Regions from separate parts of the Mus musculus genome. Here all the other regions are linked to region 5. Evidence: chromatin loops called from intact Hi-C (ENCODE). Cell type or tissue: left cerebral cortex. All regions are shown on one strand.

Region 1 (4,000 bases), 280 kb after region 5:
GCTAGTGGTGGGGAGAGATATACACATGACCAGGATTAAAAGTCCCCTCCAGAAACATCTGCTAAGCTTCAACCCAAGATGCTTACTGTGATAGTCTGATGCTCAATTCTCAGTTTTTCCACCCCGATACCATAAAGTTCACGTAGAATACACATAATTCTTGTCTTTTTTCCAGCACCTGATGGTCCATATACTAAGAGGTGAGGAAAGTCTCCACACTGCACCTAAGGAAAAAAAGAACAAGACATTATATCTTAGTTAAACTGGGTGAACTAAGTTAAACAAACCACTTTTAAAGTTCCAAGATATTCTGTTTACCATCCAGCTCCAACAGAAAATGTACCAAACTCTGGACACTAATTTAATCTAATTTACATGCACTAAATGCTTAAAAGTAGGCACTCCCTAAGTAAGCTATCTGAAGGGCCCGTTTGAAACTAAGGGATGACAGAAGGCGAACCCAATCTCTGTAACTAAGACAGATGCTTGTCTGGCCCGGGCTCCCCATAATGGTCCTCTTGCTCAGAAGCAGGTGCGCTGATTTCCTTGTAAGTTCACTTGGAAGAGACAGAAGAACTTCACACTAGATCAAGGTTGATCAATGCTATGGAAAAGACAGCAGTAACAGAGTGCCATCAAACGAAAGAGTACTATTAACATGGGGTCTTGATCTTGCCACCGGGAAACTGAACATTAAAGCTTTTGCAAGGAAAACCGGCACGTGTATTAACGAAGCATAATATTCTATTTCAAATTAGTGCATGCATCACGAACCAAAACCAAAACCAAACCTAAAACATATCTTCCACTTCACCCTCGAGTCTTCCAAAAGCTCTCATATGAACGATCGCGGCACTCGTTAAAATAATCTCTCCTTTTCAGAAAAGCCTTAGCTGTGATTCCGCAGTAACTAAGAACAGGGTCCGGGGCACAGTCACCTCTATCAGCTTCCCACCTAAGCTCTCTGTAGCGGGAGAGCCCATCAGGCATTTGCAGTAACACCGAGGCCCGGGCACACCCCCATCCCCGCCCCCTACCGCCGCTGCTTGCTCCTGATTCTCCACTACACTGGCCTTCTTCTGGTCCCCACACCAAGCCATTGAGGTTCCCGGCAGCAAACACACCGCACTTTGAGGAACGCGTCACTCTGACCCCCTCGCTAGCACCGGGGCGCCCGCCTCCTCCCTCCCTCCCTCCCTTCCCTTCCCTTCCCTTCCCTTCCCTTCCCTTCCCTTCCCTTCCCCGGGCTGTGCAGGAAGCTGCTGAGCAGGGCGGCTCACCAGGTTGCGCAGCTGTGCTGCCTGTTCCTTATGATAGTCCAGCCGGGCAAGGGAGCTCGGCCGGTACTTGTCCACCCAGAGGCTCATGACCGCTCCACAGTCGCACCAGCGGACCCGCCGCTTAGACAGTAGAGTTTTCCCGCGAGCGCGAAAGCGTGCGACGTCACTTCCGGCACCCGGCGACTTCCGGATAGGGAGACTGGGCAATCTCAACCGGGAGTGGAGCAGTCGCTGCAGTTCCCACTTCCACCACTGCACCAACAGTCGCTGGATTTACCGGGCAGTGGCTGCCTCTTTGTTCTCACCCTGTAACATTTTAGAAAACATTCGAAGGAATTAAAGATGTATCTCTGACATTCAGGTTCGTCCAATCTGAGTTCTTAGGGAAGGAAATTCCCTCCATTTCATTCTTTCATTTATTCACTGATTCACAACTTCATTCTAATTAGTGCTACATAATCTGTTATCTTTATTAGTAGAACTGCTTTTCTTTAAAATAATAAACAAACTCCAATATTCAATGAGCATTTGCCTACATGCCTCTGTGAACTATATGTTCTGAACTAGGAAAGTAAAGGAAATAGAAAGTAAAGGAAATCAGAAGCGAAAGTACCCAGAAGCATGACAGACAACGTCCAAAGACAGGTAGTTCATGGTGGATCCTAGGGTATATTCTTTTAATCTAAAAGATTGAAAGAATGTGAAGAGAACATAGAAAAAAAAAAAACCTAGGTTTACTTGTTTTCACAAATACAACACACAGATGCCCCCAATAACATTTAGATCCCCAATAACATTTCGGTGTGTGTCCCAGGCAATATTTGCAATGAAATTAATTTTTATCTGAAATTAGATTTTAATTGGTTGCCCTGTATTTTTTAACTTATAACCATACTTGGAATTCTTCAACTTGTGAGACCTGAGGAAGTGGCTGGGAAGGAAGGATAGAGTCCTCAAATCATAGCCAGAGGGCCAAGGCCAGAGACACAGCTCTGATCTGCTCCCTGCAGTAGCTTCAGAAGTTTCTTTCAGACACCTGAAAGCTTGTTGCTATGGTTAATCTTGGTCATCAGCTTGATGAGATTTGGAATCACTATAGAAACTACTATATAGGTATGTTCCTAGGGGCAATGGAGTAGTGCTGCCTCTGGATTCCAGAGTTTGTAAGCAGAGCAAGGCCTCTCACTACACACCAGCACGAAGCAGGGCACTGAGCCCTTAATCTGGACTGAGGTTGAACAAAAGGTATTTGAAGCTTTAGAAACAGCTCTAGCATTGACTCCAGCCCTAAAACTTCCAGATGTCTCAAAACTTTTTCATCTGTTTGTCCATAAAACAAGACAGAAGGGCTTTTAATCCAAATTTTGGGACCATGGAAACACCCTGTGATGTACCTGTCCAAAGGATTGGACCCTGTAGCCACAAAATGGTCCATCTGTCTAAGCTGTGATAGCTACTGCTAGATTATGTAAGCTAGCTCACAAGCTAAATCTGGGTCTAAATCTTGTACTAACAGCACTCCATTACAAGACTGAGGCCCTCCTCTGAGGAGCACCACGCAGTTTTAATATGCTTGGCCCAGGGAAGGAGTAGCACTATTAGGGGGTGTGGCCTTGTTGGAAGATGTGTATCACTGTGGGGGTGGGCTTTGAGACTCTCCTCCTACCTACCAGGAAGCCAGTCTTCTGCTTGTCTTCAGAACAAGATATAGCACACCCAGCTCTTCCAGCCCCATGCCTGCCTGGACATTGCCATGCTTCCTGCCATGATGATAATGGAATGAACCTCTGAACCTGTAAGCCAGCCCTAATTAACAGTTATCCTTTAAAAGAGTTGCCTTGGTCTTGGTGTCTTTTCACAGTAATGGCAGCCCTAAGACACACCAGGATCTTGGCTGTCTAATGTTTGTGTAAGCCAGTACCAGGCCTTACCATACTTGAGTGCAAAGTGAGAAACTCATAGTTATCAAATCTGATCACCTCTTGCCTAATGACCACCTGCATTGCAGGTACTCTTCCATGAAAGATGAAACTAGATGCAAAGGAGCTGCAACAATTACTTTAACTGAAAATATTTGGGCCCAAGTCAGATATCTCATTCCAAAAAGGAGAACTGATTGGTCTGACCCAGGCTCTCAGATGGGAAAAAGGAAAGTCAACCACTGTATATACAGACAACTACTATGCTTTTAATTCTGTACATCTTCATAGTGTGACTGAAAGAGGGCTTCTCACTGCTGTGGAAAGGAAATTAAATAATCTTGGCCGTTCTAGAGACTATTAGGCTTCCCCTACAATTTACTGTCATCTACTGTTGGGCTGCTGGCCTAGCTGGCTGACAAGTGGCCTGAAGACCAGTGAGCCTTATTCATATTCTTATGATATACCATGACCTGGTGCTTTCCAGAGACTTCATGGTAATGAAGAAAAGAACAGCTCAAACTCACTGGCTGATAAAGGACATCAAAGGGAAAGATCATCCCCCACACCCTCACCCCCTGAAAACAATGGTCAGGACTCTGGTGGTTAACCCTTACCGGTCTGCTCATCTATGGTTCACAAAACTTTCTGAGCTGCTCAGACAAAGCTATGTAATACCTAGACGAGCCCTGCTACATGGGATGACTCAGCCAGATGCCAGGGTTGTGCTCAAGTGAATCCAAAACAGAGAGACCTTACCCAGAAAGGGTCCAAATGAGAGACCAACACCCCAGCAAACTA
Region 2 (4,000 bases), 230 kb before region 5:
CTTTCAAACGATGCTCTTCCAGAGGACCTGAGTTCAGTTTCCAGTGCCCACCGGACAACTGCTTTTAACTTCAGTTCCAAGAGACCCCATGCCCTCTTCTGGCCTCCAAGGATACCTGAGCGCATGCACAGACACACAGACACACAGACGTGAAAAAGATGAGATGCAACACCTTACCCTGACCGTTTACCAAGGATAAGCACCCCATGGGATAGCAGTCAACTTCAAAGAAACCTTCACTAAATGCCCGGGTACAGAGGACATTGCAAACATCATCACTTGTCAGAATATAGCCTAATGGGCCACATGAAGTCCAAGACCCATCCTCAGAAAGAAACAGGCTCTTTATAAACTAACTTTATCATACAGTGAATAGGCAGCAGTGGTGCAGAATCCACTACTCTGTGTGTGTGTTAGAATTGCCAGAGAGAGAGAGAGAGAGAGAGAGAGAGAGAGAGAGAGAAGGAAAAAAGAAAAAAAAAAGAAAGAAAAAAGAACATTTGATTTGGATGGGTAAGGATATGAAGGATTTTGCTGGGTGGGTTAAGTGGTGCAAGGGTGGAGTTACTCAAGCAAAGGAAACATAAAAGCGAGGCACAGAAGCATGAAGAGGCAAGGGAGCCCTCATGGAAAATCACTGTATGTGGGGTGGGGGGTGGGGGTGGGGAGTGGGATTCAGGCGTCGGGGAAGGGTGGGGTTCTCTCTGCATAATGATTCTTCACATATTTCTTGACAAGGACTTGTGATTTTTTTTTTTTTTTTTTTTTTTTTTTTGCTTAGTTCAGGTGAAGCATTCAGACTACGAATCTATTAAAATAGCAGGTATTTCAAAGACCTCACCAACCTTGGGCAAAATGAATTCACAATGCAGTTGACTTGAAATGATAAGGTGATGTTACAATTAAATTGCTTTGATGAAATAAGACTCTTTATTGTTCTGTATGGCTGCTCTAGCGAAAGTATTTGGTAAAGTTATAACTGCATGAGGAGAAGGTGAAGGCTCAGAGGGAAGAGGCATTTGTTTCCAGGACTGGAAACTGTTAGGTTTCAAACCCTAGACAAATGGCAGAGGGGCCTACTTAACATATCAAAGGAGAGGCTTCCAGGTTCTCCCAGATAAGGGGCCATCCTGGCTGGCTGGTGTGCTCCATCCCCTGCCCTGAATTCTCCAGCCCATTGGGCTGGGCTGCCCTTCCTCCAGCTTCCCTTCGCTATATAATCTAACCATTTTGGTTACCTAGTCTCTTTTTGTACCTTTGGGCCTCCTGGCTGCTGGTTCCCCTCTCTCTCCTCTCTCTCTTCCCTTCCCCCCTCTCCTCGAATGGCTCAGGGTTATGTCTACTTTGGACCCTCCCAGATGTTCCCACCTTCTTCCATGTCAACAATGAACCATCTCCTCCACCATGCCTCACTGGAATCAGGCACATTCCTTTCCCTTTTTATTCTTTCAGAACCCACATGAGATGAACAGGGAGGAGGAGAGTTCGGACTCCTGCAAGCTACCCTCTGCCCTTCACATGCTACACTCTGTGGCACGAAGGCCCCAAAACCCATAGGCACACAAATAAAAGCCAAAATAAATATAGAGCCGGCAGAAGTTGACCACTAGGTAGTGATCTGCCAAAGGCAAACACGAATTTGATTCCGGTCACTCTTCTTCCCTTTGCCTTTAACACAAATGCAATGACTTATCCTTAATTGAAATACCAACAAAGAATGTTATTTCTGCGATTGCCTAATTCCACACCAAGGTCCAATGCATTTGAATGTGAGATTTCAACAGTTCTGCTGCATGTCCACTAGAGGCCTGTGAAGAGCTTCCCCCCCAACCCCGAGTCTCATAACCAAACCGGCCTAAACAGAAACAAATGAGAAATCTTGAGTCAATACTGATAAGAGTCAGATCAAATTTACATGTCTCCTCATGGTCAAGGTCATACACAGGAATAAAACAAACAAGATTCAGTACTCTTTCCAAACTGCATAGTACTTAGTTATAAACATTACAAAACAAGGGAAGAAAAAAAAAAGGCAGTGTTAAAAGCTAAGTTTCGAAAGGTTCAGCCACAATTCCAGAAGGCTGGCAGGCTCTGGCAAACTTTGCCTAAGCAGACGCTGGAATAGAAATTGCTTGCCTAATGAGCTTCCCGGTCCTCCAGTGCATTTTGAATTCAAAAGACATACAAGAGACAGGGCCCTGGGCCTGCGGGAAAGTAAACAGAATAGCAATCTAAGACAGATGGTCTGGAAAGGGACTTCTTAAATAGCGACAACAGGGCAGTAAACAGAGGTCAGTGAGCTACAGCCCAGGAGTGCCAAGAAGACATGGACTGAATGGTCCCTGAGGTGAAGGACAATCAATTGCAGGAGGGGACTGAGTGACCTAGACGAGGTGCTTACCATGTCTGCCAGGCGAGCACAGCTTGCTGGGCTGTGCATATGGGGGAAATTACTAGAAGAAATGAGGTGTCCTGTGACAGTCTGCAGGCAGCCTTGCTACCAGCTCCCCAAATAGGGCCTTCTCAGTGCCTCCTCGGACAAACAAGACAAAAACATCCTAAGCACCCCGTGCACAGGAGTCTCTTTGCAGAAGTGGCCTGCTTTCCACTAGGCTCAGTTAATTAGCAGGAGAGTCGGACAGAGTGGAAAGAAAGAGCCTTTTGTTTGGAGAACCTGTGAAAATATCCCCTCAGAAGCCTGTAACTTTCCCTACAGATTACCCTGGCCCTGAGGACAAGCCCCGGTGCCAGAAGGCACTGCTGTCCCCTCCACACAGCCCACATTCAAAAGGCAGTTAGTTCTCTTTGTTGTCCCCAGGGAGTCAAGCCTTAATGGGTTTACAATGTGGCAGGCTCTTTTGGAGAGTGTCTGCTGCCAGAATCAGGGCAGAGAGAACCCCAGTGAGTGCCTCAGATGTTGAGGTGACCCTGCCTGCACTCTAAGGGAAGCAGCACTCACCCCAGGCCTTGAGAACCCCTGCAAGAGCACCCTGAGAGGTCATGGGATCTGAAAGTGAATCTGCCATTATTGCGAGCAGATGGCCGAAGACCTGGAGACTTCACTCTTCAGACAGGACTGTGAGCATCAGTGTCCCCAGATCAATCCCAGGTGAGAAGAGTCACTGCTGTTGTGACATCACCCTGTGTTTCCAGTTAATCTTGCTGTCAAAGAGTGACCCCTCTTTCTCAAACCTCTCAATGTAGGCAGAGAATAGCCTGGGCACGTTCTTCTCACCTTGACTGAAAGGAGACCTGGATGTGGCCCATCTAGGGAAGCTGCTTGAAAGACTCTATGGCAATCCCCACCAGCCTAAGCTCTGCCTCCAGAATCACTCTTTTCACCTTCTCTTATTTCAGAAAAATCTTCATTTTTAAACCAAGACACTCAGATAGTCCGTGCTTTTGGGAGTAGAGATTTCATAATCTTTTTAAAGCTATAGTCACGTTCTCCCACCCCTACTTTACAACATCCTTCTGGTCAAGGGTTGCTCCTTGATGCACAGTATTCCCTCTTGCTGAAATCTCAGCCTATTTCCTGTTACTCTCATGTTGATTCATCTGTATTCTCTCCTGTCAAGAATGGTTTATTTGTCCATTAGGATACCCAAGGTCAGCCTCTGCTCATCTGCTCCCAGACCGTACCCTTATGTACAGTTGTTGATGTGCCAGCTGCATACCGTGGCGCTTTGTCTCTGCTTATATTACAGCTGTGTGATGCTAGAATCTGGCAAAGAGTTCCAGAACCACAAAAGGAAAAGACAGGCAAACTCTCAGTGCTGCGGGCACTTAAGGAAGAGGAAAAAACACGAAAACAAACAAAAACAAAGAACCAAACCCCAAACCCCATGTATTTCCTACTGGGGAGACTGCAACACTGACTTAGAAAGATACGAGGAGGTTAAGCCATACCGAGGATGAGCTGCAGGGTTAAAGGAAAGACTTTCTTCCCAAGAAACCCCTTGAGTGGTCATCCTATCCCCAGAACCATCAAAGACAGGAA
Region 3 (4,000 bases), 310 kb before region 5:
AATAAGGACCCAAAGAGGGATGAGTGAGTTGAACAATGAACGCGTAGGTTAGGTTCAGCACCTCTAGCGCCCTCTCACCCAGGACTTGCCCTATCCAAACCACAGCTGAGGTTTCCTGGGATCCTGGGCCTCAATATCAAGGCACCATGTTCTCGACACCCAGACTTTGAGTTTCTGCTCTCCACTCTCCTCGCTCCCCAGTGGCATACAGATTAGCTCACTTCTTTAAGAGCAAGGTGGAATGTTTCTGAGTAGCCAGACCAGTAATCAGTGGCCAGTGGTCATTTCTCTTTCTCATAGATACCCAGAGAAATACATGTGTATGGTTGCCATGCCCTGGTGTCTCTTGCTTGTTGCTATAGATGAAAGCAACCTTAACTTGGGAAAAAAAAAAGAGAAAAGAAAAAAAAAAAAAACTACAGGAACATGGGGAGAATTCCAAGCCATTAGAGGACAGTTGGAGTCTGTACATGTCAGCTGCATAGATCACAGGGGAAATTAAACACGGGTACATTCTGTGGTCATAAGAACAGAATTCTCAAGAAAAGCTCTTTGCATTCCTGGGCTTATCACTGAATTCCACAGATCAAGATATCCAGGCAGATTGCTACTTAATGTGTTAGTTACTTCATTCCAAGTCTGCAGTGTCTAGAAAATGCCACGTTTAGCTATATTTGGGTGATTCTCCACAACCAGTCTTAAGAACATTTATTTTCCCCGATCTGGCAAGTATTTCAAATTGCATCACAGTGCACAGGAAGAAAGTAGGCATTGTTAAAAGGACAGGAAAAGAGAAAGGAAGAAAGAAGTCAAGCTGCGAGGCAGGTGCTTATTGAAAGGGGATACAGCTTCAGTTTGTTTACATCCGTACTTCTGGAAGGAGGCTCCAGACTGTGTATACCTCAGAGCTGTGCTGCACTGGGTCACAGTGCCCCGAGGGTGTATTCTTAAGTGTGATTCACAACTATTTATGTCATTTGAAAGGAATTCTTCCCCCTTTCCCAACCCCCCCCCCCCCCCCAAGCAGAGGAGCATGGAAGAGAGTCTACAAAAGGGATGTTTTAGTTGTACTGCCCAGCCCACTCCGTTGGCCCACTGTGTCCTGTGGCTCTTTGTGAGTCTGTACATGTGTACATCCTGGATGGGCGCCTTCTTTGAATTGTTCAGATCTCAAGTTTCTTCTTTTGGAAAACACTGTGATCTTTATTATTTCAAATCTATCTGGGGCTTTCTAGCTGCAGGCTCTGAGCCTTCTGACTGAGCCGCCTGCAGGGGGTCAGGCCGGGTCATTGGGAAACTATTCATTCTGCTTCATTCTGACAGAAACCTCCTGTTCTACCCTCACCTTCCAGGAGAGGTGGGAAACAGCTCTGGGTTCTGTGGACTGTATTGGAAGCCTAGAAGGAAAGGGCTTTCCTAAGCTTGGTAAATACAAAATGATTTAAAAAAACCAGACCAGATTCTAGGTACAGAACCTAAGAATGGCCCAAGAAACGCAGTCTTCCAAGGGACAGCAGCGAGGTGATGAACAAACAAACTTAGGAGTTTCTGTTGTCTGACTCTTAGCTGCTTCTCCATGAATGAAGTGGGGAACCCCTGACCGGTTTAGGATTGGGTTTCTGAAGTGGCAGTCAGCAGTGACTGGGCACAGTAAGACAATAGTTCTAAAGATGTAGTAGTGTGGAGTCTAAGAGAGGCCATCTCTGAACTGTGAAAGACACTAATTGCCAATAGCCATTTCTTTGTAGCAAAGCTTCCAGTACATTTGCATGTTGGACCTAAGATACTTTGTTCTAAGAACAGAAAGTGTTTTGTTTGTTCTGATACTCATTGTGGTTGAGAGGTAACCTGGGTCTTTCAGTCTGTTTAATGCTCTGTTGTCAGAGTTGAGAGTCTCACACGTATATGAATGAGGACTGGCTGGAGCTTGCAGAGTGCCTGGGTTCAGCTCCCAGCACCCACATGGGAGCTCATGGCCTTCAGTAATTCCAGTTCTAGAGGGACTCTGATGCCCTCTTCTGGCCTGTGTGGACACCGGACATGCACTGTGGCGCACAGACACACTTGCAGGCAAAACACTCATGCACTTAAGATAAAAATGACTAAACCCTTTTGAAAAATGAAAGTAGAAATGAACAAGAAATCGTACTCTTTGATTTTATACTGGGTCCCAGAATTTACACCGCAGGCCTGCTCTTTACAATCTCCACTGCTCTCCTCAGGAGGCACAAGGTGCTTAGCCATGAAGAACCCTCTGCAGGAGCGCCCCCTGCAGGAGCACCTCTCTTGCCTGCGAGCTCCCCGCCGAATGACCAAAGGTTGAGTTTCAAGTGCTCCTTTGGGTTACTTCCACCCCTTTTTCCCTTTTGTTTTCGATCCCCAGCTACCTAAAAGCCTGGGCTCAAATAGCAGTTTCTGTGGAAGGTTCCAGATCATCCTTCATCCTGTCTCAGGTAGTCAGCCGACAAGGTGATGTGCAGGCGGCAGGTTACAGAACTCTTCCCCTGGAAATGAAGTGTCTTCCCAGAATTATTAGGCTTTTAAATCTTGCGGCTCCATTATAAGGAGTGGCTGGGCGAGAGTGCTGCATTAGAATTCAAATTTCATCTAAATAGTATTAAATCTCCTCCCTGGCATCCTGTTTATGCTAATCCTTGCAGGGCTTAATGATGTTTATCAAGACTTCCATTTCCTCTTCTTTAGAAATGGGCCTCAGCTAATGAAGAAAGGTTGGCTTTATTCAGAAAGCAAGAGTCATAAAGTAGTGTGTGCTATGGGCAGCGATTCTGCGCGTGCGCGGTGTTGGTTTAGCCTTTCACTGCAGGAGCTTCGTATTTATCAGTAGCCAGAGATAACCTGAGCTGCGGCGGTGCGTGGGTGATTTAAGACAGATGTGAAAGCTCACACAACAAAGCAAGGCTGGTCTCACAAGCCACCATGTCGAATACAAATGGCTGGCAATTGAAGGCTAAACCTCTTCACTTCATCTGCAGCCATCTGCGAGGGTGAAAATGGATATGCTGTACTTCTTCATACATAAACTGCAGTATGCTGGGGAGTGTGGGAAGTGAGTGCTGGCAATGTTTTAGGGTTCTGTGCTGCTGGCTGGCTTTGACAGCCTTCTGATGAGTGCTGATGTTCGAGTGTTTAGCCTTCAGGGAAGGGACCCCCACCTCCCACTCTGCTCAATGTCAGAGCTTCATGGAAGTCTTGGAAGATGGTTCCCATGGAATGTGGCTTACAGGAAGGATGTGTGGGGGTGGTGGTATTCCTGGTCTCCCACAATCCTGGGTTGAGAGTGCAAGGCCCTGTGCAGAAGTGAATTTCAATTCCAATGGGATACCCAGGGCAGAGAAAGGACTTCTGTTTCCCTTCCCCTTCCTGGCCCTGCCTCCTTCCCCTTCCTAGCCCCGCCTCCTGTTCTTTGTCTTTAGTTTGTGTTTGCTGTAGATCTCTAGGGTAGTCTTCCCCCACTACCGATTCTCCTGGCTTCCTGCTTCTCTAGTTTTCTTGTTGCCCGCTCTTCTGTCACCTCTTTGCCACACGGAGGCACTGTCTGTGTACTCCCCTATACGTGACATGCAAAGGGAAGGCCATACACAAGGCAGTAGCTATGTTCCTTTGGACAGCCCACAGCTGTTTCTGCTTCTTTTTTTTTTAATGACGCAAGAGAAGCACCAGTGCTTCCCCAGTCGGGCTATATGGCTTGTCAGTATCTATGTCCCTGTCAGGGACCTTTTCCTACAGAGCTCTGCACACATTTTTCCCACCACGGAACTCTTTGAGACTGATACAGGGAAGAAGATAGTCTAATGGGGCTGAAGAGGGTCGGTATGTCCACTCCCTTCTCTTCCTAGGACTTCATGTCTACAGTTTTGGCTGCAGAAGGGAGATGAGACCAATCAGAGGAGTGATTTAAGTACAGACATCACTATGAATCCATGGCGTGGGGTGGTGTTTTCTATCCAGGGGCACTGCAATTCACTTATTTATATCCAAA
Region 4 (4,000 bases), 140 kb before region 5:
AAACGTACAAGCTACTTAAACATTGTTATGCCAGTATAAGGGAGTCAAACACACCAGGGACTTCCAGTCTGAAGGGGAAGGAAACTGTATATTGTTTCCCAATCATTAACATTTGAAAAGAAGCTGCAAGTAAGTGCTAAGGAGTGCCAGAAGGTGATGGGTGTGCTGGGCCTAAAGAGCTTAATGATTTGGGCACAGAAAGCTCACATCCGCTGATTGCAGAACCGAGGCCACCAAAGGCCCTGTCACTTACCTACGTGGGAAACATGGTAGTTCATTTAGAGTTTACGACCTCCCTTGTTCTGGTGATGGGTGGGGTGAACACCTACAGGCCCCAACAAGCAAGATGCATGACTACTGATTTGTTTCAAACCTTTATAAGCTAATATACTAACCACTACAGCAGAATGGTTTGAGGACAAGCTTGGCTAGGTGCACAGGGTTATCCTTGCTAGTCCAGGAGAGAAACAGCAGATTTTCACGCTCTTTTTGTTAAGGTTTTAGGTCCAGCTGTAGTAACAGAATGTCTCTGTCAGTCTCCATGTTTTCTAATCCTAAGGTATGGGCATAGGTTTCCTCTAACATTTAATGGCCTGAATTTGAATCCTGCTTTGGATAAACCAGATTCATCTTTTGGGAAATAAACAGTTATTACCACTGACATAATGATTCCGGAGGTGACAGATGAGAAAGACTCTTGCTGGCTCCATGGGAATTGGAACCCTGGTGGAGAGGAAGTGTGCATTGGTAAATGTGCCTGTCTACTGAAAGCCCCTTCAGCTGTTCCAGTCCGCAGAACTGGCAGGCCCCAGATGGACACCTGCTGCCTCTTCTTGGACAAGAACTTGCTAGTGGCATCGCTCTGGGCCATTTATTACTTGCTTTTCTTATAGTCACTGCGACCTATGTTCAGAAATGTGTTTTTCACATTATGTATGATCACATGGTACAGAATACCATAGGCTTTGCTATGCTTATACTGGGATAGTTCTCAAACTCAGAACAAATGGCTGAGGTTCCTATTAACATACCAAAGCTGATGCTGGCACCAGCTTCTCCCAGCATCCTTGAGTCCCTACCTGACCTATAAAACCCAGACATTTTGGGTGTGTGGTTCTTTCTTCTCTTGGTCTCTTGGTATCTTAGCTTCTGGCTCTCCCCTGTCCCTTCTCTCTCCACATGGCCCTGATCAGTTGGCAGGTCATGTTCGCTCTGGACTCTTTGAGATGCCTCTGCCTGTGTTCTTCCTTAATATTTATAATAAAAACTGCAACCTTGTGGAAGCAATCATGTCCTCCTTTAATTACTTGTTCTCATTCAGCTGCACTTCCTCTTGCCTCTCTGTTGAACTGACTAGACAACCTTTCATGAAAAATGTGGAGTTAGAACATGGGCTTCCAATACCTTCAGGGCACTCTAGCTAGGCTCTCAGCACTGGTCCTCTAGGTTAAAGGAGAAAAGTCTAGCAAGCTAAAGAGAAGCCGGCACAAAACTTTTATTTTATATAAAAGAAAATAAAGGAAACAAAATCCCAAACAAACAAGACTGGGGTACCTCCCTCCCTGAGCACATGCTCTTGGGGACACGGTCCTCTGGAGAGCTATTCTGATACTGTGAACTGTGAACTGAGTCTTATAAAGATGACTTTCACCAACGGAGAGCACTTTCCCCTGGAATTGATGCCAACATTAATAACTTAAGTATTTCAGTGTCTCGTGGCCAAAGTTCCATATTTTAGCTACTTTAGCAAGAAAACCCAAGAAAATCAATTTGCATCTAAAAGCTCCTTCATGGGGTTGGCTTGGTTTTGTGGCAAGCAGCCCGGCAGCTTAGAGAAACAGAAGTTGAAGTCCACTCTACAGAGAATTGTTTGGTCCTAGTTGAATAACCTTCTGGCATTTGCTGTTAGCAGAATGGTAAGAAGATTATGGGTAAGCAGATATTAATATTCTGATTAAACATTTTAAAACCTCATACCACCATTTAAAAAAAATAGTTGTGCCGCTCTGAGCGAACTCTTACACTTAACATTCTGAAGCTACGTTTAGCCTTAATATCTAACTTCATATGCTTGGTCTTAAAAAATCTCTACCTATACCTGCCTCCACTGCTCAAACCGCAATGTCTAAGATGCCCGTGAAGTATTTACAAACCTCTTTCACTTCCAAGCTCTCTTTTTGGAGAAGTTGTAGTCCTCTTTGGTCTCAACTATGAAAACCTAGCACAGTCTTGGCAACCCTCCTGGAGAGCCTTCTGGTTTCCGAGGAACCACTGACTTAAACGCCACAGGATTAAACAACAGACACTGTCAACAGGTCCTTTGCAATAAGATTTCTTAAGTTATGAAGCAGCAAGCTCACTTGTGCACAGAAGCTTCCTTCCATCCTACAGATTATAACGGGAAAACAAGACACACGCTTGCAGGGGCCTGATGGGATGGGTTGTGTTCTTAACCATTACCCACTGGCGTCTACCATGTGCCTACAAGTCTTTAAGGAACAACAGTCAAAATTACTGGGTTGACCTCAATTTATTTCTGAGTCCAGTGGAGGCAGGTATAGGTAGAGTTTGTTTTTCTTGGGTGTTTACTAAATGGAGCCATTGTGCTGGAGAGGAAATATGGGTAAACATTTAATGCTTACTACACTAAGTTGAGTGTCAGAATCATTTGCAATGCCTACTTCTGAGTTAGTTTGATAAGGGTGTTCTGTTCAAAGGAACCTGGGCTGCCGAATCTCACTCAGAATGCTTCAAGCCACGGATGTGTGTGTGTGTGTGTGTGTGTGTGTGTGTGTGTGTGTGTGTGTGTGTGAGAGAGAGAGAGAGAGAGAGAGAGAGAGAGAGAGAGAGAGAGAGAGAGAGAGAATGTGGTGGCCTGACTCTGAAGGTAGAACACCACCTGGTGTAGAGAGCGGCGGGGGACGGGGAGGGGGGGGGGGAGGGGCAGACTTGTTCTGCGGGTTAAATAGGCGAAAGGAGGAGCTCAAAGGTCAAGCCTCTTTCACCTGTGTCATCCTTTCCTTCCTTCTGCCAGGCTTTATACCTTCCCTTCTATAATTCTCTTCCACTCCAACGGAAGACAAACTCAGAAGACAAGACACGATCATCTCAGAAACCCTTCCAGTCACACCTCTCGGTAATTCTTGAAGCATCTTCTGGCAGCTCCCACCAGGCAAAGGAGGCCTCTGCCTCTGAGCCTGCCGGTGGACTCAGAGGATTTTGTCTTACTGAACAGGTGTAATGCAGTGACTTCAGGGGTGGGGAGCCCAGACCACTCACTGTGCTTGTGGCCGCATCAGGAGATAGAGGATGGTCCCCGCAGAGCTGGCACACACCTGTGGCCACAGCTCATAAGCTGGGTGTGGGTTAAAGAAGCAAGCGTTCTTAAGAACCCTTAGGAATAATCAGTTTCTCTTCCTCTGACCCTGGGGCAATGAATTCCTAAGTCTTTCTCAGGCATTTCCTATATGGACACTTCGGATCCTGAGGGCATCGGGGTGGTGTGTGGTCGTTTGCTTTCAAAAACTGTTCACCTGTTTCCCTCCAAACTTCTAGTCTCTACCACTACGGTAAGCTCTTGCCCAGTCGCGCCACCCTTGCCAGCCCTCAGCCACGTGGAAATGCCAATCTGGGGCACAGTCACAGCTACCTTTGCGCCCGCCCGAGTGGAGGACTCTGGTCCGCGCACAGGCCAGCTGTCAGGCACTGTGCCCGATCTGACTGGTCAGAACCTGCACCCAGGGCCCCGGGACACCGACCTGCCAGCCGCCGCTCGCGGACGTTCCTCCACAGCAGATCCCAGGCTCTGGCGCTGGAGTCCCGCAGCTGCTCGCTTAGCGATCTCCGGAGAGGCGCGTACACCGCTCTTCGTGGGCTGCTCATCTCAGACGAGTCCTCATGGCGCGGGGCAGCCTGGTCACCGCCACTCAAACCGCCTCCGACGTTTGGACGCTCGGCCACGCGGGACCCGGTGCGCCCGCCAGGCGCCCTGAGAGGCGGC
Region 5 (4,000 bases):
TACCAGGTTCTCATTTGCCTACAGCAGATCATCCACTTTTCTCCACTCATGATGCCACACCTGTGCAATTTCTACCTTAACGTTTCTACTCCATTAGCTCACTTTAAAGAGCATTTAAAAAAAAATAGCATCATGCAGACACACCAAGGCTGATATGTGTATAAACTCACAGAGACTGTGACAACACACACATTACCTACAGAGTCAAAGCAGAAAAGAGTGCTCATCTTAAAGGGAATAAAAGATAGTCTATTTAGGATCCATTTTTAGTGACCATGGCCCAGGAACACAAATTTTATGCTCCTACATGGAAGCAGTTTTAGTTTTACAGAACAGAGAAAATAATGAATCGAGACATGTAAAACACATCTGTGGGAATACCATAAAGGCAATTCAGGAAGATGGGGCAGGTTTTCTTACAGGTCTCATCTGATGACTTTCTTGTTTTTTAGGTTGGTAGAAGCTAGTATCAGCCAACAGATTTCATTCTTTTTAAAAATCTCTCATGGGATTTTAGTTCTGACACAAAGCTGACTAAGGAATGGCAGTTGGAGTACATAGGAGACTAAAACTAGACTAAGATAAGGTAGTTAAACTCTGGACCTGCAACATTCCAATTTTGCTACAGCACTAAAATTCTAATCAGTCTCTGCCACACCCGGCCCCCCACCCCCAGGAGTTTTCATTCACAACAGGTTCAAGCAAGGGGGAAAAAAAAAAAAACAGTACAAACTAGGGGTTAGAGATTACAAAGTTCCATTCCTAACCAAAAGGCATGTACAACTGATAACTGATAATACTGGGAAAGGTAAAATCAATTTTCCCCTATGGAGTATCAACCACACTTCTGGGAAGGCCCCATGCCCAGAAGTAACTGGCCAACACAAAATTGTGTGTTTGTGAGTGTGTGTGCGAGCGTGCATGTTTTGTTACTTTTTTATGTTTGACTTTATTTAAATCTTTGACAGCAAGGACCTCTGAAATTCCTAAAAGCATCTACCAAAAGCTGAAGACATTCCTGGGAAACTCGGGAGCTTTGGGAAACTGTCTTTCAGCCGAAAGTGTTATGTATATTTAAAGGTGGACACTAATACTTTCTGCAATACAAGTTCATAGTCCTCACGATACAACTAAAATAAAAACAAAGCCCATGTACCAGGGTAAAGTACTGTCCAGCTACTTAAAAATGGGTTTGGATCAGACACAGCCAACGTGGGAAAGGGGCGGAGTTTTCCCCTGGCAGCGTTCAAACCCTCAACAAACGGTTCTGTGCAAAGCCACACCGCAGAATGCAGAGTGCCAATATCCTGACAAAAATAAAGGGTAAAGCTCAAATTAAGCGCTTTAAAAGTCCGTAATATAAGCCTTTCCAAATCCTTAGATGCCATTAGCTGTCACGGGTAGCCTCGAGTGGGTAACGATGCAAGGACTGACACTGGCTGGGAATCAATGGCGAGAAAGCAGCTCGAGACTACCTTGTACATCGCTAACGTTCCAGAGATTTCCAGAAACTGAATTTACAGCCAGAAACCAACTCCTGTGAGAGGGAAGCAACAAAACAGACAAAAACCTGCTAAGACACCAGTTTAATGTCCGCCCGGCGAGGCCTGCAAGCGATCAAAGATGGAGAAATCAGCACATGCCTCCCGCAACAACGCCCTCCTAGTACGCAAGCGCTCGCGCGCCCGCGCGGAGGCCCCGCCCCTCGCGTGCACGCCCAGACCAGGCGCGCGCAGCGGAAGTTACCGCCTCCAAGGCCCCTCCTGGCTCTTCCGCCACGAGGCCCCGCGTTCGCAGTCCGGTTCCGGTTGTAGCTCCGCCCCCGCGCGGGAACACGCTAGAAGGCTGGATATCCGGGCCAGGAGGCTCGCGGAGCCCTCACTTCCGGTGGTGTCTCAGCCCAGCTCCCTTGAGGCGCAGGTTCTGGCTCTCGGTGCGGTAGCGCCATCTGGCGCCGAGTGTTCCCCGGACTGCGGAGGGGCGCGCTTCCTCCCTTCAGAACATTCCAGAGACACCGCGGCGGCCGGGGTAGGCTTTATGCGCTCCGCCAGAAGGGCGGGACCCAAGACTCCTCCTCCACCGAGTTCCCGCGCGGGAAGGGTTTTGCGGTTACCCTGAGCGGAAATGGTTGGAGTCTGGAGCGGGAACGGACCTCACGCGGGAGGAAACCGGCCTTTTCCCGTCTTTTCAAGTCCTGGCGACACAGTTCCTGCCCCACTGGCTCTCCTTTTTTGTTTCCTCCTTTCTGGGCACTGTGCTTCGGTTCTTCACTCGGCGTGGACCGAGGTCCTCCATGTCCCGCTTTGCAGAGAGGAGGCTTTACTTTGTAGCCTTTCGTTAGCCTGTGTTGGAGAAAAGCTTTTGCTCCATTACGTCTGTTAAGCTGGGGTGTTGCGAAAACGAGCAGTATCGGGGATTAAACATTAGAAGAATGATAATAGGTTTTTAAAACAAGACAGTCTCACCAGGTTCATCTCAGAACTGTGAAATTAACGCTGTGGCTGTTATGCCGTATTTCCTTTAGATAAGGGAAAACGAGTTTCCACCAGAGCTAGAAAGTGAACATAACTTTCCTCTTAAAAGAATTCATGTTTAAAAAAGTCCAGATGTAATACACTTGGAGCACTGTTAGCTATTGTGAGTTATTGTGTATCAAGATGCACAGTGCGAGCCAGTGAGATGTCCCTTAGAAGTCAGAGATCTGCGGTCACTTGTCTCTGGACCTTTCTCCCCCACTACAGCAGTATTTTCCCTACCTGTGCATGCATTTGAGTTCAGAAGGCTTTTAAGAGGCCAGTTCACTAGAGTTTAGAACTGGGAGAGGTGATATGGAAGGAGAGCTAGGTGACTAAGGCCCACAGTTGGAATAGTTTAAAGAGTTCAGGAGAGCTCTTCGCTGTTATTGCTGTTTTGACACATTAACCCGACAGATTAGTAGCCTTTCTAGCAGGTGCCAAGGGAGCAAACTAAGCGCTAAAACCATAAAGTTTGTACAGTCACACATTCGGGAAGCAAGTTCATATAATATACTCTGTTGTAGAGGGTGCTGTAACACCAGGTATACAAAATTTCTCAATTATGTCATCTCTGTTCTTCAGAGTTTCTTGAAAATAGTAACTCAAAAAATCACTTCAACAGACATTTAAATTTTTACACCCAGGAAGGTAACATTTTAAAAATCCCTTTCCTTTTGTAACTTCTTTATAGTTTCTTCTTTTCACTAAGTCATTGCCCTTTACCCCTACTGTGTCATTTAAAATGTACAGAATGCTTTAATGCTTTCTGTTTGTGTGTGTGCGCGTGTATGTGCGCGCGCGTAAATAAGTTTTTGTATTCTGAGTTTGACAATGGCATTTGACCCTAACCATCAGTAAAATGCATTGCTCTCTGTAACCATTCCCTTTGTCCCCAATAGAAATACAGATATTCCTAGATAGGCTTGTCGTGTTCATAGCTATGTTGCTCCTAAAAGTGATTTTCTAGTACTAAAAAGGTTAGATTGTTTACTGAAGTGTGAGTGAGTACTATAAAGACTGTATTACCTTTAATTACAAGTTAGTGTATCTAACTGTGAAGATAAGTGAAATAGTATTTTTATAATGACTCAGACTTCCATTACAAGGCACTAGAGAGATGGCTTGGCTAAGTCTGGTCTCCAATGGCACCAGGCATGCACATGGCATACAGACATATATGCAGTCAAAAAACGCATATACATAAACTAATGATAAAACAAAATTGGCTGTTCTAACTCCATTGTTTTTACTAACAAAATAGAGGAAAATTCAGATTCAGAGATCCCTCCTTCCCTCTCTCTCTCTTCTTTCCTCACTAACCTGAATGAGTCGCCATTTAAAGGGTCAGAGGGAGGTAGCAGGGGAGAGCGTGGGGCTTAACCTATTTTCAAATAACTATTCATACTAATGAAACAAAGCACACATCCTTTTCATTTTAAACCAGTCTTGTAAAAATGGAGCACATACATGTTCATTAACATTAC
Region 6 (4,000 bases), 700 kb before region 5:
TGTTTCTTTGTTTCTTTCTTTCTTTCTACTTTGTTTTGTTTTTGAGACAGGATCTCACTGTAACCTTGGCTGTCCCGGGACTCACTGTGTAGACCAGGCTGACCTCAAACCTAACAGAGATCTGCCTGCCTCTGCCTCCCAAGGGTTGAGATTAAAGGTGAGTGGCACCACGCTTGCCTAAGAAGCCAGGGCCAAAGATTTGCTTTTTTTTTTTTTAAGACCTATCTAGCTCTTCTGTTCTGTCCTTGCTGGGAACATTGAAGTTGTATAGGAGAGTTCCCAAGGCTTAGTGGATGCATAAAATGGGTAGATGCCTGTAGTACAGCTCTGTAGAAGACAGAGTGATCCCAGGAACCCTGCTGAGAGAGGGAATGAATAGGTGCTAGTATCTGAAGGTGCTTGCTCTGCTACAACTTAAGGCTCTTCTTCCCCAGCACAAACACTGTGGTTTATAAACCTGCATTGCCTATCTTTCGTTTCGAATATCTTACCATAAGCTCCCGATTCACCTCACATGTTCATTGTTGAAACAAACAGTCCTAGTGCAGGGAGATCCTGCTCACTGCAGGGATGGACAGCATCAAAGAGCAAAAGGCGACCAAGACTTGTCAGCTCTGACAGGGACCTGGGGGTGAAGAGAAACCTCCATCTTAGCCCGCCCAGCCCACAGCTGCAGCAGTGAGGGCAGAAGTGGCAAGGGCGCACAAACCTCATTTTCTGGATGGCATCTTTGTGGCCTTCCAATCGCTTCCTCACCCCGTTAAGGGGGGTTCTTGAGCAGTGGGATGAACACTGGATCCCTAGGTCCACCAACCGGTGAGGAGCCATGTAGACATTAATAATCTTTCATTTACACAGCACATAATCTGTGCTGCACCACAGGGTTTAAAACATCGCACAAGAGGTGGAATACACCTTTAATTCTAGCACTTGGGAGGCAGAGGCATAGAGGCAGAGGCAGGTGGGTCTCTGTGAGCTCCAGACCCAGACAGAGCTACATAGTGAGACCCTATCTAACAAAACAAGACAAAACAACAAAAAAAGCCAGGAGTGGTGGCACATACCTTTAGTCCCAGCATTGGGAAGGCAGTGGCTGGAGGATGGAGCCTAGCCTGGGTTATATAGTGATTTCTAGGCCAGTCAGGGCTGCATAGTGAGAGCGTATTCTCAAATAAAATAATACACATTTATTTTTTATTTTATGTGTATGAGTACACTATAGCTATACAGATGGCTGTGAGCCTTCATGTGGTTGTTGGGGAATTGAACTTAGGACCTCTACTCACTCCAGTTGGCACCCTCTCGCTCCAGAAGATGGTGGGTGTCAGATCTCATTATGGGTGGTTGTGATCCACCATGTGGTTGCTGGGGTTTGAACTCAGGACCTTCGGAAGAGCAATCGGTGCTCTAACCCGTTGAACCATCTCGCCGTCCCCCTCCTTTTTTTTTTTTTAGAAATTAAAAAAAAAAAAAAAGGCCGGGCGTAGGGAAAATGCCAGTACTAAGGAGGCAGAAGCAGAGGCAGGCAGATCTCTGAACTCGAGGGCAGCCTGGTCTACATGGTAAGATCATGTGTAGCCTGGTGTACACAGTGAGCTCCACAGGCCAGCTAGGGCGGCAAAGGAAAGAAAAAGGAAAGAAAAAAAAAAAAGCCTCATCCAAAAAAGGAAAGAAAAAAAAAAGCCAAAGCCAGCGGAGTTCAGCTATCTACAGATTTCCCGCCAAAGCCTGGGAGGCTGAGTCCAAGCTGAGAGAACGCACTGACAGCTGCCCATCACTCTGCTGCCAAGGAGACAGAGGAGGCCGCGCCAGCAGGGCGGAGCCTGCGCGTGCGCGCCCCCGGGTGTGTGGGGCGGAGCCCGGAGCGCGGGCTGAGGAGCGCGTGCGCACGCGCCTGAGCGAGAAGCCGTGCGGCCGGTAGGGGGCGCTGAGAACCCACGCGGCGCTCTGCCTGCCCCCCAGGCGCTGTCCGCCGCGGTTCGATTGGAGCAGCCGCGGAGCTGCTCTTGGCGCCATTTTGAAGCGGAGAGGCGGAGGAACGGCCTGGACTGGCTGCGGAAGGGGAGGGGGGGCGGGAGGAGGCGATTGGATGCGGCGGCGGCGGCGGCGGCGGCGAGGGCGGCGGATCCCCGAGATCGGAGGAGCGCGAGGAGTGTAGGAGCCGGGCGACCGGAGGTAGGAGCGACTCGGGTAACGGAAAGGGAGCGCCTCTTCATCGCCTCAGCGCCCCACGCTCCATTTTTCTAGCGGGGCGTGCGCGCGTGGAGCCGTCGCCCGCTGAGCCTCGCGTGTCCCGGTGTCCCAGCGGGGCTGCGGTGGGGCCGGGGGCGGGGAGGCCGCGGGCCGCGGCTGGCGCCGGCCCGGAGTGACCTTTGCGGGGGCCGCGGCCGCGCCCCTCCCCCTCCCCTCTCCTCCCCCTGGAGAGAAGCCCCCCGCGCCGCTTCCCCCTTCCGGCTGCCTGCGGGCCCGGCGCGAGGGGAGGCGCGCCGCACTGCTCGGGAGTCGGGGAAGAGCCGGGAGCCGGCCGAGAGAGCGAGAGCGAGAGAGAGAGAGAGAGAGAAAGAGGAGAGAGTCAGAGAGAGTCAGAGAGAGAGAGAGAGAGAGAGAGAGAGAGTCCTCGGGCGACCGCGGGTGCAGCCCCACGGCGGTACGGACAGTGTGCGGTGCGGGCTCGCCCGCCCGCCTCTGCACCGTTATTCCACTGACACTCTAAAAGTTTGCGGTCCGGGAGAAGCCCTGGCGGCGGCGGCGTTGGTGTTGGCGGCGTTGGCGGCGGCTGTGGCTGTGGGTCTGCTTTTTGTTTTGTTTCGGTTTTTGCTCTGTACGTTGAAGAGCAAATGTGATGTTTGCACATAGGAGCAGGCATGTAGCATGCAGCCGACAGGTGTTTGCAGGGTCGACGGAACCCCGAAATTCAGCACCTGCTCTTCAGCGCTGCATGCTATTCCAGTACGAACTCCCGAGGGGTTTGAAAGAAGAGTGATTCGTTCGCTCCATCCTCAGGAACCCTACCAAGATTTAAAAGCCCCCCCCCCCCCCCATATTTTTGATTTCAAAGAATGCTCCTTTGATACTAGAGTTAGGAACTGATGGGTGGCTGTAATCGCTCCAAGGAGCGGTCTCTCTGTTGAATACTTGTTGAAGCTTTGGAAGTATTGTTTCATTTTTGAAGGTTGGTCTGAGGTCCTGAGAGAGTTGGGGAGGCCTGTGGACTTCAACGAAATAACCTTTTAAAAGCCAGGTGTATGTAGTGTAGGAGGTGGGCTGTAGCTAACTTATGATGACTGAAGTGGAGAAGGGCAATTTAAGCATTGTTCTCAGCACATGTAGTTAACAGTTCCACGAGGGGGTGTTTTCTGTGTTAACTTTTGTGAAAGTCAACTAAGTTGGCACAAGCGCGGGTTTCAGAGGCTATCTCTTGGCTGTGCACTAGACATGTCAGATGCTAGTGTTTGGGGGACTTTAGTAGAGTGAACACTTGGGAGCTATGGCAGGCCGCTGTGGAACAGGTAATCTTCCATTTCATGGTGACAGCATAATACCTAACTGATTTTACAGCGGCGAGTTTGGAGGTAAAAAGTTATATGGCACATAAGATTAATAAATTAATTCCCAAAGTTTAAATATTAAACACACTTTTAGGGTGGTGAAAGTGGGGAGTAGTATGCTATGGTAGCCTGGAACTGGCAATCTTTCTGGCCTGATGTGCTGGGATTACATTGCCACACCCAGCTCATAAAAACCATCTTGAATCAAAACGTTACTTCTTTGAACTCGTATTTGCATATGATGTAAATTTACAGATACATATATAGAAAAGATGTGTTTTAAAGTTTACTACTAAAGTAGCACAGATGTTTTCCTCTTAGTTGGATTCTGTTTGAAGTGTCTCTGATGAGAAAGTAATGCTAGTCTTTTGCCTTTTTTTTTCCCTCCTTTTTAAAAGAACTTTGTCATTCTGGTTGAAGGTTTTGCTTTTCCTGCAGCTCTTGTTGATGCT
Region 7 (4,000 bases), 850 kb before region 5:
AGACGCTCCATTTGAGGGGAGGGGGGAGTTTCCTCCCTCACCCTCCTCTTCCTCTTTGTAGATTTGATTCGGGTTCACCCAGGTTTCTTAATTTATTCCAGAGCGGGAGCAGCCAGTTAGCTCCCTAATTGAAGTCACCTAGGAGATGACTAATTGTTTTCCCTACCTTTCCAATCAGCAGTGCTCACTAATTTTTTTTCTCTCTCAAGGTTGTTTTTCATTTCTGACTTCTTCACACATGCTTTAACTAGTAATTTCACTCACTTATTCTCTTGGTGACGACTTTGTTGATCTGGTATCAGTGGGTGAGGATATAAATTAGTATAGGTATTATGGAAACTAACACGGAGTCTCCTCAAGAATTAGCAATTGGCTGTGCTGTAGTGGAGCCTTTAATCCCAGCACTTGGGAGTCAGAGGCAGGTGGATCTCTGAGTTGGAGGCAAGCCTGGTCTACAGAGTGAGTTCCAGGACCGCCAGGGCTACACAGAGAAACCTTGTCTTGAAACACTTGCCATCAAAAATAATAATAATAATAATTAAAAATAAAGATTTAAAAATAGGAGGGCAGGAGAGATGTCTCAGTGGTTCATATTGCATCATATTGCAAAGTGCTCATAGCAACTTGGATTCCCAGTCACTGGGTGGCTCACAAACACCTGTAACTCCAGCTGGTAGCTGACATCCTCTTCTGGATATAACTTACACTCACGTACATAGACACACATTCACAGGCACATACATACTTTTTTTTAAAGATTTATTTATTTTTATTTATATGAGTGCACTATAGCTGTCTTCAGACACACCAGAAGAGGGCATCGGAACCCATTACAGAAGGTTGTGAGTCACCATGTGGGTTGCTGGGAATTGAACTCAGGACCTCTGGAAGAGCGGTCAGTGCTCTTAACCACTGAGCCATCTCTCCAGCCCACACACATACCTTTTAAAACTAGATAAATATATCTTTTAAAAGACATTTTCTTATTTAACATATATCTGCATGTATACCTGCGTGCCAGAAGAGAGTTCAGATCTCATTATAGATGGTTGTGAGCCACCATGTGGTTGCTGGGAATCAAACTCAGGACCTCTAGGAAGAACAGCCAGTGCTCTTAACTGCTGAGCCATCCCTCCAGCCCTATCCTTTTTTTAAAAAATAGAACCACCGACCTAGCAATCCCATTATTTGTATGCATATGCAAAGAAAGTGAAATCAATTAAGAGATTCTGCCCTCATCCTCATCCAAGAGTCAAACTCTGGAAGCAACCTACATATCAGATGACAGATGAGTAAAGAAACTGCCATATAAATGGGAATTTTAATCAGTCATTGAACAAGAAAGAAAAAGCATGTGTGGTGGTATAGGCCTTGTCATTCCAGAACCCAAAAGGCTGAGGCAGGAGACTCACAAGTTCGAGACCAGCCTAGCTACACAGCCAGAACCTGTTTTGTTTGTTTGCTTGTCTGTTTTTGTTTGGGATGAACCTGGAGGACATTATGTTAAGTGCAATAAGCTATACAGAAAAAAGATTTTATTACATGACCTCATATGCAAAATCTAAGAAACTCAAATATGCAGTCACCAGTAGAGGGTGGTATTGGTCAAAAGGCATAAAGGAGCAAATCCAGAGTCTAAGGCACAGTAGGATGACTATAAATAGTAACTGTTGTAAAACACAGCTCTCACCTCAAAAGGAGTCAGAGTCAAACCCAGAGGCAAATTTGAGCAGTCATGGCCCTAAAACCACAGATTTAGGTTTACCCAAAATTCTATGTTCCAGTGTGGACAATGTTTCATGATGTATCTACACTAACAGAACAAAGAAAGTCATAAATCCAGGCATTTAAAAAAAAAAAAGTGAAGCCGGGAGTGGTGGCGCACGTCTTTAATCCCAGCACTTGGGAGGCAGAGGCAGGAGGATTTCTGAGTTCGAGGCCAGCCTGGTCTACAGAGTGAGTTCCAGGACAGCCAGGGCTATACAGAGAAACCCTGTCTCAAAAAACCAAAAAAAAAAAAAAGAAAAAAAAGAAAAAAAATGCACTGATAGGACTGGAGAGACAGATCAGCCATTAAAGGCTAGGCTGGAAACCAAAAATTACTTCAGTGGAAACATCAGAGAGACGGGTGACAGACAGGGAGAGATCTCAGCTGTAGGCCTCTGATGCTATTTGATAGCATTCTTGGACCTTTGGTTCATATGGTTTTGTTAATATATTCTGAAGGGTTTTTCTTAATGTTTGTTAGGATTAAAGGCACTACACCATAGAGGTGGGTAAAGAATACACTTTTAGCCGGGCGCTGGTGGCACATGCCTTTAATCCCAGCACTTGAGAGGCAGAGGCAGGCAGATTTCTGAGTTCGAGGCCAGCCTGGTCTACAGAGTGAGTTCTAGGACAGCCAAGGCTACACAGAGAAACCCTGTCTCGAAAAAAAAAAAAATACACTTTTAGGGACCTAATGACAGCAGGCAATACATTGTAATTAGGCTCTGAACCAGCAATATTCCAAACTCTTCACAGTTACCGAGTTTTAATCAACAACCTTTGTAGACACAGCTTTTCCCCCTAGAGATTCTCATCCACACAATATTGAACTGCATCCTACAGATTTGCTAGAAGAGATTTGATACTCTCCATCACACACCTAGACATAGAAGGTAACTCTGTGAGGGTATGACTATACTAACTGTAAGACTTTTATTCAGTATTTACAATATATATATGACCATCAAGGTGCAGTGCACATCATATACATTTTTATGAAAATAATAGATTTAACAGATAATGGATTGAATTCAATAATGCTTGGTAGTTAACAATCTGAGTAGCTGAGCTCAAATCATACAAAGTCTATTAGAACAGACAGACATGGTTGGGAGGTTCCTTGTACCAAGAACACAAAACGTAGTCATGAGCTGTTAAAGGCCAGGAGGGTGTGATACTGAGCTATCTTTCAGGGGGTGAAATGTGTCAAGGCTTCTCATTATTCCACTCTAGTGAGACACCTCTCTCCTCCGACTTCCCCGGGGGAAGAAGCAATTTTTTTCTTTTCTAAGTAGAAATTACTGTGCATTTTATTGTTTGAGTGCTTTGTCTGCATGTACATCTATCTGCACGCCAGGAGAAGGCATCAGATCCCATTACAGATGGTTGTAAGTCATCATGAGGGTGCTGGAAATTGAATTGAGGACCTCTGGAAGAGCAGCCAGTGCCCTCAACTGTTCAGCTGTCTCTCTGGCCCCAATATGTTTTTTTTCCAAGACAGAGTTTCTCTGTGTAGACCAGGCTAGCCTCGAACTCATAGAGATCAGCCTGCCTCTGCCTCCCAAGTGCTGGGATTAAAGACATATGTCACCTTTGTCTCATTTTACAAGCTAACAAAACCAAATGGATTTGAATCTAAATTTAGAACGTCTACCAGGCTAGTTTTTACCCACTGGACAATGCTAAACACTTCATAGTATTGTTAGAAACGTTCAGCAAGCAGTAGTTTATTACTAGATAATATCATAGGCCTCTTCTTTGCTAAGCAGACCTACATCAAAAGTTTTAGTATTTTTTTACAATAGTGATACTTCTTGCTAAAACTAAGGATTACAGCTTACCAGACAAAATTGATACCAATAAACCAAGCAGACTTTTCTCAATCGTCTTTATTGTAGTGCTGAGTATCTAACCCAGACCCAGAGTCTCTACTATTGAGCCAGATTCCCCAACCGCAGGTCATTGTTTTTCTAATCCAAGAGGACCTTTTAACTGCTTAATCATGTTCTGGAAGCAGCAAGGCCTCTAAGATCTCTTGTTGGATCCAGTCGAGGGCTTTCTAAAGTTCAAACTACAAACCTACAGTAAGCCATGCACTGGGCTTGTTACTCAGTAAATTCAGGGGAGAGGTAATAATGTTTCAGTTTTCTAGGCCAGTTTCTGGAAAAGTCGGGAAATACGGTGATCGCATCCTAAAACCTGCAGAAAGGAGTACTAATATTGCAGGACTGCT

The links. A loop is a pair of places that touch in the nucleus more often than their neighbours do. Peaks named below come from ENCODE experiments on the same cell type or tissue, not always from the same donor. Only the 100,000 strongest peaks of a DNase experiment are listed, where the experiment ranks them.
Region 1: it touches region 5 in a loop (3-fold over the local background); 5 of 42 quality-filtered maps call a loop at or near these places.
Region 2: a loop joins it to region 5, with 8 times the contacts of the local background. A loop is called at or near these places in 21 of 42 quality-filtered maps.
Region 3: it touches region 5 in a loop (3-fold over the local background); 8 of 42 quality-filtered maps call a loop at or near these places.
Region 4: a loop joins it to region 5, with 2.1 times the contacts of the local background. A loop is called at or near these places in 6 of 42 quality-filtered maps.
Region 6: it touches region 5 in a loop (14-fold over the local background); 21 of 42 quality-filtered maps call a loop at or near these places.
Region 7: it touches region 5 in a loop (5-fold over the local background); 4 of 42 quality-filtered maps call a loop at or near these places.

The regions. Positions count from the first base shown.
Region 1 is chr5:151,649,786-151,653,785 of GRCm38, forward strand. It overlaps Rfc3 (replication factor C (activator 1) 3), which reads right to left and starts at 1,423. Exons shown (of 9, transcript NM_027009.2): 1 at 1,281-1,423; 2 at 87-224. The coding sequence starts at 1,367. In left cerebral cortex, a CTCF peak has its summit at 1,529; DNase peaks (open chromatin) are centred at 1,054 and 1,467; H3K4me3 peaks cover 1,281 bases.
Region 2 is chr5:151,140,637-151,144,636 of GRCm38, forward strand. The region is part of intron 1 of Stard13 (StAR-related lipid transfer (START) domain containing 13); the gene reads right to left. Among named protein-coding and RNA genes, the nearest start is that of Stard13, 48 kb to the right of the region's middle. In left cerebral cortex, a CTCF peak has its summit at 1,796; DNase peaks (open chromatin) are centred at 1,798, 2,147 and 2,715; H3K27ac peaks cover 1,933 bases.
Region 3 is chr5:151,053,614-151,057,613 of GRCm38, forward strand. The region is part of intron 7 of Stard13 (StAR-related lipid transfer (START) domain containing 13); the gene reads right to left. Among named protein-coding and RNA genes, the nearest start is that of Kl, 100 kb to the left of the region's middle. In left cerebral cortex, a CTCF peak has its summit at 2,259 (motif pointing left); DNase peaks (open chromatin) are centred at 697 and 3,051; H3K27ac peaks cover 3,423 bases.
Region 4 is chr5:151,229,833-151,233,832 of GRCm38, forward strand. Gm52834 (a long non-coding RNA gene) reads left to right here and starts at 1,789. Exons shown (of 3, transcript XR_003956031.1): 1 at 1,789-1,931; 2 at 3,035-3,136; 3 at 3,556-4,000. It also overlaps a transcript of Stard13 not described here. In left cerebral cortex, no CTCF peak of the experiment used is centred here; DNase peaks (open chromatin) are centred at 1,759, 2,282, 3,172, 3,666 and 1 more place; H3K4me3 peaks cover 941 bases; H3K27ac peaks cover 1,042 bases.
Region 5 is chr5:151,366,829-151,370,828 of GRCm38, forward strand. 1700028E10Rik (RIKEN cDNA 1700028E10 gene) reads left to right here and starts at 1,847. Exons shown (of 4, transcript NR_045700.1): 1 at 1,847-2,028. It also overlaps a transcript of Stard13 not described here. In left cerebral cortex, CTCF peaks have their summits at 1,951 (motif pointing left) and 3,021; DNase peaks (open chromatin) are centred at 1,274, 1,862 and 2,748; H3K4me3 peaks cover 1,942 bases; H3K27ac peaks cover 1,951 bases.
Region 6 is chr5:150,671,779-150,675,778 of GRCm38, forward strand. It overlaps Gm40353, which reads left to right. Exons shown (of 6, transcript XM_017321266.1): 2 at 1,963-2,190; 3 at 2,248-2,784. Pds5b (PDS5 cohesin associated factor B) reads left to right here and starts at 2,049. Exons shown (of 35, transcript NM_175310.6): 1 at 2,049-2,175. In left cerebral cortex, a CTCF peak has its summit at 1,922 (motif pointing right); DNase peaks (open chromatin) are centred at 1,891 and 2,731; H3K4me3 peaks cover 2,101 bases; H3K27ac peaks cover 497 bases.
Region 7 is chr5:150,518,149-150,522,148 of GRCm38, forward strand. Zar1l (zygote arrest 1-like) reads right to left here and starts at 11. Exons shown (of 4, transcript NM_001159693.2): 1 at 1-11. The coding sequence starts at 11. In left cerebral cortex, a CTCF peak has its summit at 1,595 (motif pointing right); a DNase peak (open chromatin) is centred at 1,576; H3K4me3 peaks cover 290 bases.